Linked DNA regions of Homo sapiens: region 2 is linked to region 1. Evidence: chromatin contacts called from ENCODE Hi-C or POLR2A ChIA-PET data. All regions are on one chromosome and are shown on one strand. The core of a region is the stretch at or near the end of the contact, and the rest is flanking DNA. Distances in the headings are between cores, read along the strand shown. Region 1 has its middle 230 kb from the start of LINC01624. Region 2 has its middle 45 kb from the start of LINC01624.

The links. Hi-C counts contacts between places; a loop is a spot of excess contacts on that map. ChIA-PET counts read pairs that join two places held with the same protein, here RNA polymerase II (POLR2A). Pooled maps may share reads with other maps.
Region 2: a loop to region 1 is called in a map of gastrocnemius medialis, with 12 times the contacts of the local background. The contact joins two enhancer-like sites. A Hi-C loop is called at or near these places in 1 of 168 maps with a recorded cell type or tissue (gastrocnemius medialis) and 5 of 50 pooled maps. POLR2A ChIA-PET finds 5 or more read pairs at or near these places in 2 of 52 experiments (A673 and activated CD4-positive, alpha-beta T cell).

The regions. Positions count from the first base shown.
Region 1 is chr6:170,042,124-170,045,714 of GRCh38, reverse strand. No RefSeq gene overlaps it. Among named protein-coding and RNA genes, the nearest start is that of LINC01624, 230 kb to the left of the region's middle. Within about 2 kb of position 2,024, at least 3 of the 41 ENCODE cell types and tissues checked have a DNase peak (open chromatin) inside an H3K27ac peak, as active enhancers do; they include gastrocnemius medialis, where a contact is called at or near this core.
Region 2 is chr6:170,225,454-170,229,118 of GRCh38, reverse strand. No RefSeq gene overlaps it. Among named protein-coding and RNA genes, the nearest start is that of LINC01624, 45 kb to the left of the region's middle. RefSeq lists a silencer at 2,612-2,830 and an enhancer at 2,682-3,662. Within about 2 kb of position 1,423, at least 8 of the 41 ENCODE cell types and tissues checked have a DNase peak (open chromatin) inside an H3K27ac peak, as active enhancers do; they include gastrocnemius medialis, where a contact is called at or near this core.

The sequences.
Region 1 (3,591 bases), core at 775-3,274:
CAGGCCCTCAGGGTCGTGGATGGGTATCACTCTTGATGCTCATGAATGAGTGTGTCCTTGCCAAAGTCCCGGCCATAACTGGGAGTCCAGTTCTGTGGGAAGTGCTGCCGACCTGTGTGTTAGGCAGAGTTTAAGAAACTGAACTCTGGGTGCCAGGCCAGAAAAGCCAAGAGACGTTGATCTAGGATTGCCTTCTTCTTTTGCTGTCCTGGGATTAAGGCACCAGAGAGCAGACCCTGGTCACAAAGCATCACAAAGACCAAGGTAACAACTCAGCCAAACTCCACCTGCCTCTGCCACTTGATGCCACCGGAGATTCTGTGTCACTTCGAGTTCCTGACTTTGCAGTGCTGGGAGTCTGGAGTTGGCCAGACAGCACCACACACATTTCTTCATTTTGCTGGCTTGCCAGCCGTGCTCAGGGTGCTTTCCCACTAGACCAGCAGGGATGACAAAGGTCCCACTGAGACAGAGAAGCCCACAGGTCCAAAGTCCTCAGAAGCAGCCGCAGTACCAGGCAGACCTGAAAGAAACGCTTCGAGGACCAGGAAGAAGTGATGGAGGAGAGAGGGAATGTGGGCTCTGTGGAACGGGGGTCTCCCATGTGTAGGTTCCCTGGAGCACAGGTCCTGGAACTTGGGGCTCCGTGGACACAGCTTCATGGATGCAGGTGCTGTGAACACAGGCTCTGTGGAACATAGGCCTCCCATGTGCAGGCTCCCTGGAGCACAGGTCCCTGAAACATGGGGCTCCGTGGACACAGCTTCGTGGATGCAGGTGCCATGAACACAGGCTCTGTGGAATGTGGGCCTCCCATTTGCTGGCTCCCTGAAGCCCAGGTCCCTGAAACGTGAGGATCCGTGGACACAGCTTCATGGATGCAGGTGCCGTGAGCACAGGCTCTGTGGAACGTGGGTCTCCAATTTGCCGGCTCCCTGGAGCATAGGTCCCTGAAACATGGGGATCCGTGGACACAGCTTCATGGATGCAGGTACTGTGAGCACAGGCTCTGTGGAATGTGAACCAGCCCTCTCACTTAGCCACAGTGGCCACCTTTCAGCTGGGGACATGCATCTGGCAGTAGGCTCTGGCATCCAAGTTTGGCTGTGTTTAGTTAGGACCACAGATATTTTCTCTTACCTGGTGTGAGCCAGGGCCACAGCTCAAGGGCTCCTGCACAAAGGGCTGGTTAGTGGTGTGCAGATCCGAGCTCAGGGACCCTCCTTTCCCAGTACAGTCTGGGTGTGCACCTCCAGGCGGCTTCCTTATCCTGAAATGAAGGCAGTGCTGCCAATTCATCATCACTGTGGCTATTTTGAGCTACTTGTTTTCTTGCAAAATAATGGTCAGTGTTTTCTGAGCCTGTTACATGCCAGGCATAGTGATAACAACTTTACACCTGATGTGTCACAGCCCCTGGTGGGCACATTCACTTGTACCTCCTTTGGGTAACTGGCCAGTGGAGATCCAGGCTCTCTCACAGGTCATAGGTCTGGGCCACATCAATGCTGTCTCCCCATCTATTCTTACCTGTGTGAAAGACGGCCCACCTGCCTCAAAACTGACTGTTCAGCCACTGACGCAGGCAGTGCTGTTAGGGCCACACAGTGTTCAAACTTAGACACTGCCATTTGGGATGAGGCACTGTGGAGACCGCCTCCTGTGTGGCGTTGCAGGGAGAAGGGAGCAGCCCCGTGTGGAGGGTCCTTCACACCCCAGCTCTGCCCTCATTGTAAATACTTCTCTGCAGGGACAAGTCTGTCCTGCACCGAGGGACACAAAAGCCTCTTCCACCTCAGCCTTTAGTCTAGTGGATCCGTACCAGACAGGTATGAGGTTATGCAGGGCTGCAGCAATTCTTCAGTGGCTGGGCTGTTGAGACTCTGAAGATGTGATCTGGGGCGAGGGGGACCGTGCCTGAATGTAAACGCCGGAGAAAACGGTGGCCTTTGATTCCTGACATGTGGATGCTGTGGCTGCAGTCCCTGATAGCGCCTGTCCTCACTTGAGGACAGCCAGTATCTCAGCCAGTGGGACCCTGTGTTCCAACTAGACTGCTGGCATTTTTCTGGATCTTGTTACTCTGGGACACCCGTTTAAAGAGGTGGCTGATATGACAAATGTGTTAATAACGGACGTCAGATTGTTCTGCCATCCCTGCACCAAGGACACACAAACAGCCATCTCCCTCTACAGGGAGCATTCGGCTAGACCACAAGTCTCTGAGGCCGGCTCAGAGTGGGGGTCGTTCGTTTCTGTTCCTCCAGCCAACAGGCTACCTGCCTGTGGCCAACTGAGCCGAACCGAGCCAAATCTTTTATGGATTTTGAGTAAATTTTCTTCTTGGGAAGAAATGGGTATGACTTTGAGTCATACCACGTGACGTCTAAAATTCGCAGATTATGAAAAGGGGATTTTTTTATCACAATATTTTGGCTGATTATAAAATCAAAGTAATGTAGCACTAACAAGAGAAACCGTGGCTGCGATTGCGCTCCTGAAGTTATAAATACAGAGTAAACACATCCTCTGAAAAGGAGTTTGGAAGAAGGAGACTCCAGTGCACAGTTTGCAAACCGGGAAGATGCAGCCTTTGGTGTAAACAAATGTACCTGGAGAACAAAGGGAACGTTCCGGTTTTATAGCAAAAGCTCCCACCCAGGTCTCAGTCAGGTCTGTGTATCCAAATGAAGGATTCAAACTTGCTTAGTTCTGATTGGTCAAGGCAGCTGAGTTCTGATTAGTTGATAACAGTCGGGTCTTGATTTGGCCAAAGCCAGTGAGCTCCGATTGGTTGGATTGGGTGAGCTCTGATTGGTTGGATCAGGTGAGCTCTGATTGGTTGGTTCAGGTGAGCCCAGAAAGTATCCCAGGTGCAAGGGTGCGGTTTTGGGGGGACTCTGTGTTTGTATGACCTATAGACAGCAAACGGCCGCTGGGCTCTATTTTAGCCACTCAGGATCCACCTTGAAGGACTGGCTCTTTCAGCTTCACCACTGTTCCCAGGAGTGGCCGTCTCTCATCCGGCGATACCTGGTCTTACACTGGGCTGAGAATCGCATTCACGCTTATTCTTATACTTTACGGTCTAAAATGCTTTGCTGTTAGCTCTTAGGTTTAAATCCCAGTCCTACTTATTAAACATGGAATTTGAGTAAGTAATTTACCTTTTTCAAGCCTCAATGTTCTTGTCTGAATAAAAAGGAAATGATAACACATCTGTCACTCGGGGCTGTTGGGAAGACATCCTGAAATCATTACTATGGCCACACTCTTGCATCCATTAGCTTCTAGTGTTTTGTGAACCAATTATATTCAAATCAAATTCTCCAGTGTGACTCAACAATCGCCATGTCCTATTCCATGTTTAGAAACATGACCTTTCCCTTCTGAATCTGCAAGGGAAACGGGGCTGTTTCCAGACAGTAACTGACCTTGAGCAGGGGCTGAAAACTGGCCCAGGGTCACACCTGTCCTGCCACAAGTCTGTAAGTGTATTAATCTGTTCTTGCACTCTTTATAAATGTCTAGAGGCTGGGTAATTTATAAAGAGAAGGGATTTCGTTGGCTCATGGTTCTGCAGGCTGTACA
Region 2 (3,665 bases), core at 174-2,673, 180 kb before region 1:
AGCTGAGGGAGCAGAACATTCACCCTCGGATGGCCCTGAGCACTTCCAGGCACTTTGTGCGAGGTCTGCAGACCATGCTGGCTGGAGCGGACCCCTCGCTGTGTGGAGAAGCCGCCTCACCTCCCCGAGCCCCTGGACCAGAGAGTGTTACCAACCCCTATTCCTTCCCTGAAAAAGTGTGGCGGTGAATGTTTGTCATGGACTCTGCAACGCTCCTGGGTGCATGCATTTTCTGAATGTTTTGTTACATGTTTTTCAGGACAGTTGAGGGCTGAGGGCACATTAGCACTGACTTGCTGTGCACGGGGGTGGATGACCAGGCCTCCTGCTCTGGGGGCTCATTGGAGGGAGCTGAGGGTCTGGGGGACACCTTCAGCGTCCGCATCAGTGGCTTCCTCTGTGAGTGGCTGAGAGTGAGGTGGGAGGCTCAGCTGCAGGAGGTGTGTTATCCACCGGGACCTGATCAGCTTGAGCTCTTGGGGTTTACCCACTTACGAGAAGCAAATTTTCCCTCAACAGCTTCATTCTTACTAGCTCTGAAGTGTGTGGCAGCTTTTATCATGGAAGTCAGCGTGCTAGAAATTAACAAGAAAACGTGCCAAGAAGTGTGGTTGGTGACGAGGGGGTGAGAGCCTGGCGCGTGGGTGAGGAGAGGGTGAGAGCCTGGTGCACAGCCAGTGCGGGAGCCCCCTGCATCTGTCCCCTTGCTCCAATGACAGCTCCCGTGGGGAACAAAGCTCGAAGCCTCTCTCCTCGGCAACACAGGGCAGAATTTGTCCCTTGTTTGGTTTTTGTGGCCACTGCCCTGGGCCTCCCTACCCTCTGCTTCGCACGAGGTCCTGGTCTTCCGCCCTTAGCTGGCCTCTGCTCCTCCTCCTGCAACTCCTGCTCCCTGGGACTCTGAGGTCCATGTCGCCCTTGGCTCCTCACTCTCCTGCTGTCCTTGACACCTGGTGTCTTAGTCTTCACACACACGCAAGAACACACATGCACAGGTGTACATCTTCCCACAGTGCAAGTCGTTCTCTCTGTCCAAGATGGAGAAGACATGAGAATGAACTTTAGCCAGGCTCTCCCCAGGATCTCTGTCGTGGGCTCCAAAGCCCCTGGAATGAGACGGAGAAAGAGCCGCTGGCGCTGGCAGCAGCTCGGCCCTAATGACCAGATGGCCACACTCACCGCCACGCACGCCAGGCATTGCTGTGGCCTGCCCTGGAAACTGCCTGGGCTGGCGTCTCCTTGCCCCTCCAAGACAGCGTGCCAGCCAGCACCCCCTGGGGAACAAAGCAAAGGGGAAACCCAGGGCCCTGGGCCGGGCACAGGCAGGCTGCCTCCTGCGTGCTCAGGGCTGAGTCACCGGCACTAGCCCAGCCTGGGGGCCGCTGACCACTGCTCTCTGCAAGTTTTGATGTGATGTTCAACTCAATCCCAGTAAGTGCTGAGAACCAGGCAGCTGTTGGTGCCTCAGTCTCACAGGGGGCAGGGACCAAAGCCCCTGCAGCTCCTGAGGGAGAAGAGCTGAGGCCACGCAGCAAGGATCAGGGCGAAGCCACCAGGCAGGATGCACCCCAGCTTGGTAATGTGTGGCCGTTCTGATGCCTTCGCTGCTGGTTACAGGAACTCGAGATGGAAAACCTGCTGGAGTGTCCCAGCAGTCCCCCGGCAAATGCAGACTACGTCACGTGTAAATAAAAGCCATGCATTCTGAGGACGAGGGAGGGGCCCCAGAGCTCCTTAGAATCCCATTCTGGTTCTGACTCCTTTGATGGCTCTTCTCAGGCCTTCATCAGGATTGAGATCACATCCCTCAGCTCTTCCCACCATTTTTCTTTAGCCTTCACTAAAAATTGCACTTTAATTTTTTTTTTTTTTTGAGGTGGAGTCTTGCTCTGTTGCCCAGGCTGGACTACAGTGGCTCGATCTCAGCTCACTTGGTCTCCCGGGTACAGGCGATTCTCCTGCCTCAGCCTCCCAAGTAGCTGGAACTACAGGTGCGCACCACCACACCTGGCTAATTTTGTATTTTTAGTACAGACGGGGTTTTGCCATGTGGGCCAGGCTGATCTCAAACTCCCGACCTCAGGTGATCTGCCCACCTTGGCCTCTCAAAGTGCTGGGAATACAGGCATGAGCCACCGTGCCCAACCTTAAATTTCTAAAGAAAGCTTTGTGTTGTCAAAATCTGTTTGCTATAAGACAAATGGAAGGGGGCGTGATTTTAGGAGGTCGGCACAGGACCCCACCAACCACCCTGGTCTGCCTGGCACAGAGGCCTCGCTCCAGGACACAGGACTTCCGGGGCTACACCAAGGGGAAGTCCTGGGCATATCCAGAGCAGGGGGCCCCAGGTCAGGCCCACACACAGGCAGGAGAGAGCAGTGGGCACAGGCCCTGCAGATTCCGCAGTCGAGGACACCAGTCCCTACACTGCTGACCACGTGGGGAAAGTACTCCTTATAAGGCAAAAGAAAAAAAGCCTTGGGTGTTGTTGAAAAACACAAACCACCGTTCACAGTGTGAGGTGGAAACCAGCGGAACATGGAGCACCTGTCTTCCTGGTGGGCGTCTTGGGGGATAAAGTGTCTTGGTGCCCCTCGTGGGACTCAGTGAACCTTCTCTTAGGAATTACCAAACACGGCTGAAATCTACTTGTATTTTTATCCGAACTGACTAACAGCGGCCAAATATGTTTAATGTAGTGACGAGAGCAGTGAGAACTGCAGGTGGCATCTTGGAAGGGCTCCTCTTCCAGCCTCCTTTGCTTGGCATGTCAACAAAGAACACGCGGTCGCCTGCATCTGCAAACAGCACATTCTTGCCAGGTCATGATAATATTGCAAAAGTTGTTGGGGTGCCAAGACGGGGAGGGCATGACGGTTAGATTCCATCAGGCAAGTGTGAGCTCGCTGGAGATTTAGAAAGAAGGCTTATGAAAGATATTCAAATCTGATTGTTCAGATCACGATTCCTCCTGCAGTACCGGGCATTCACTGATGTGAGCGGGCCTCTCACTTGACAATACTCGGAAGGCAGGGGTGAAGGCTACAAGCGGACGAGGCCAGCATCTAGCATCCAGCGTCCAGTGAACTTACTGGGGCAGGGCTGTGGGGATGGTGAGACTGGAGGTGGAGCTGCACAGACAGCAGGGCTGACCTCAGAGCACGTGATGCGTCGTGCTTTTCCCGTGTGAGGTGACAGCGCTGGCCCTGAGGACGGTCGCTTTCAGCTCTAAGCATTAAGAATCCGGCATTTCTAATGCTAACAGCACTAACCGGTTCACATGGATATTATGCTGCGCTGTGGAGGTGGTGGCCATGAGCTGGGTTTTCCGGCAAACAATGGCTGGTTGGGAGAAACATGATCTAGGTGTCCCTAAGGGAGCCGTTCTCTATCTGGAAGAACGTGATAAAAGACTAAATTTAAGAAGTAAACTATGTTTACGAAGTCCATTCAGTTCAGGAGTCCAAAAAACTGCATGTAAGACCTGTTTGACCTCAGCAATGTCCTTAGCGGGTTGGGTGAAGGCAGAGGAAGCCCGCTAGGCTGTGGTTGTGCAACACAGTGGCACATGTGTGTCAGCCCTGCCCGTCCCACAGCACAGTGGGGCCAGGCACCTCTTCTCCTCCTCCAGGCTCTGGTACCTTGGCAAGAGTGCTGGGCTGGGC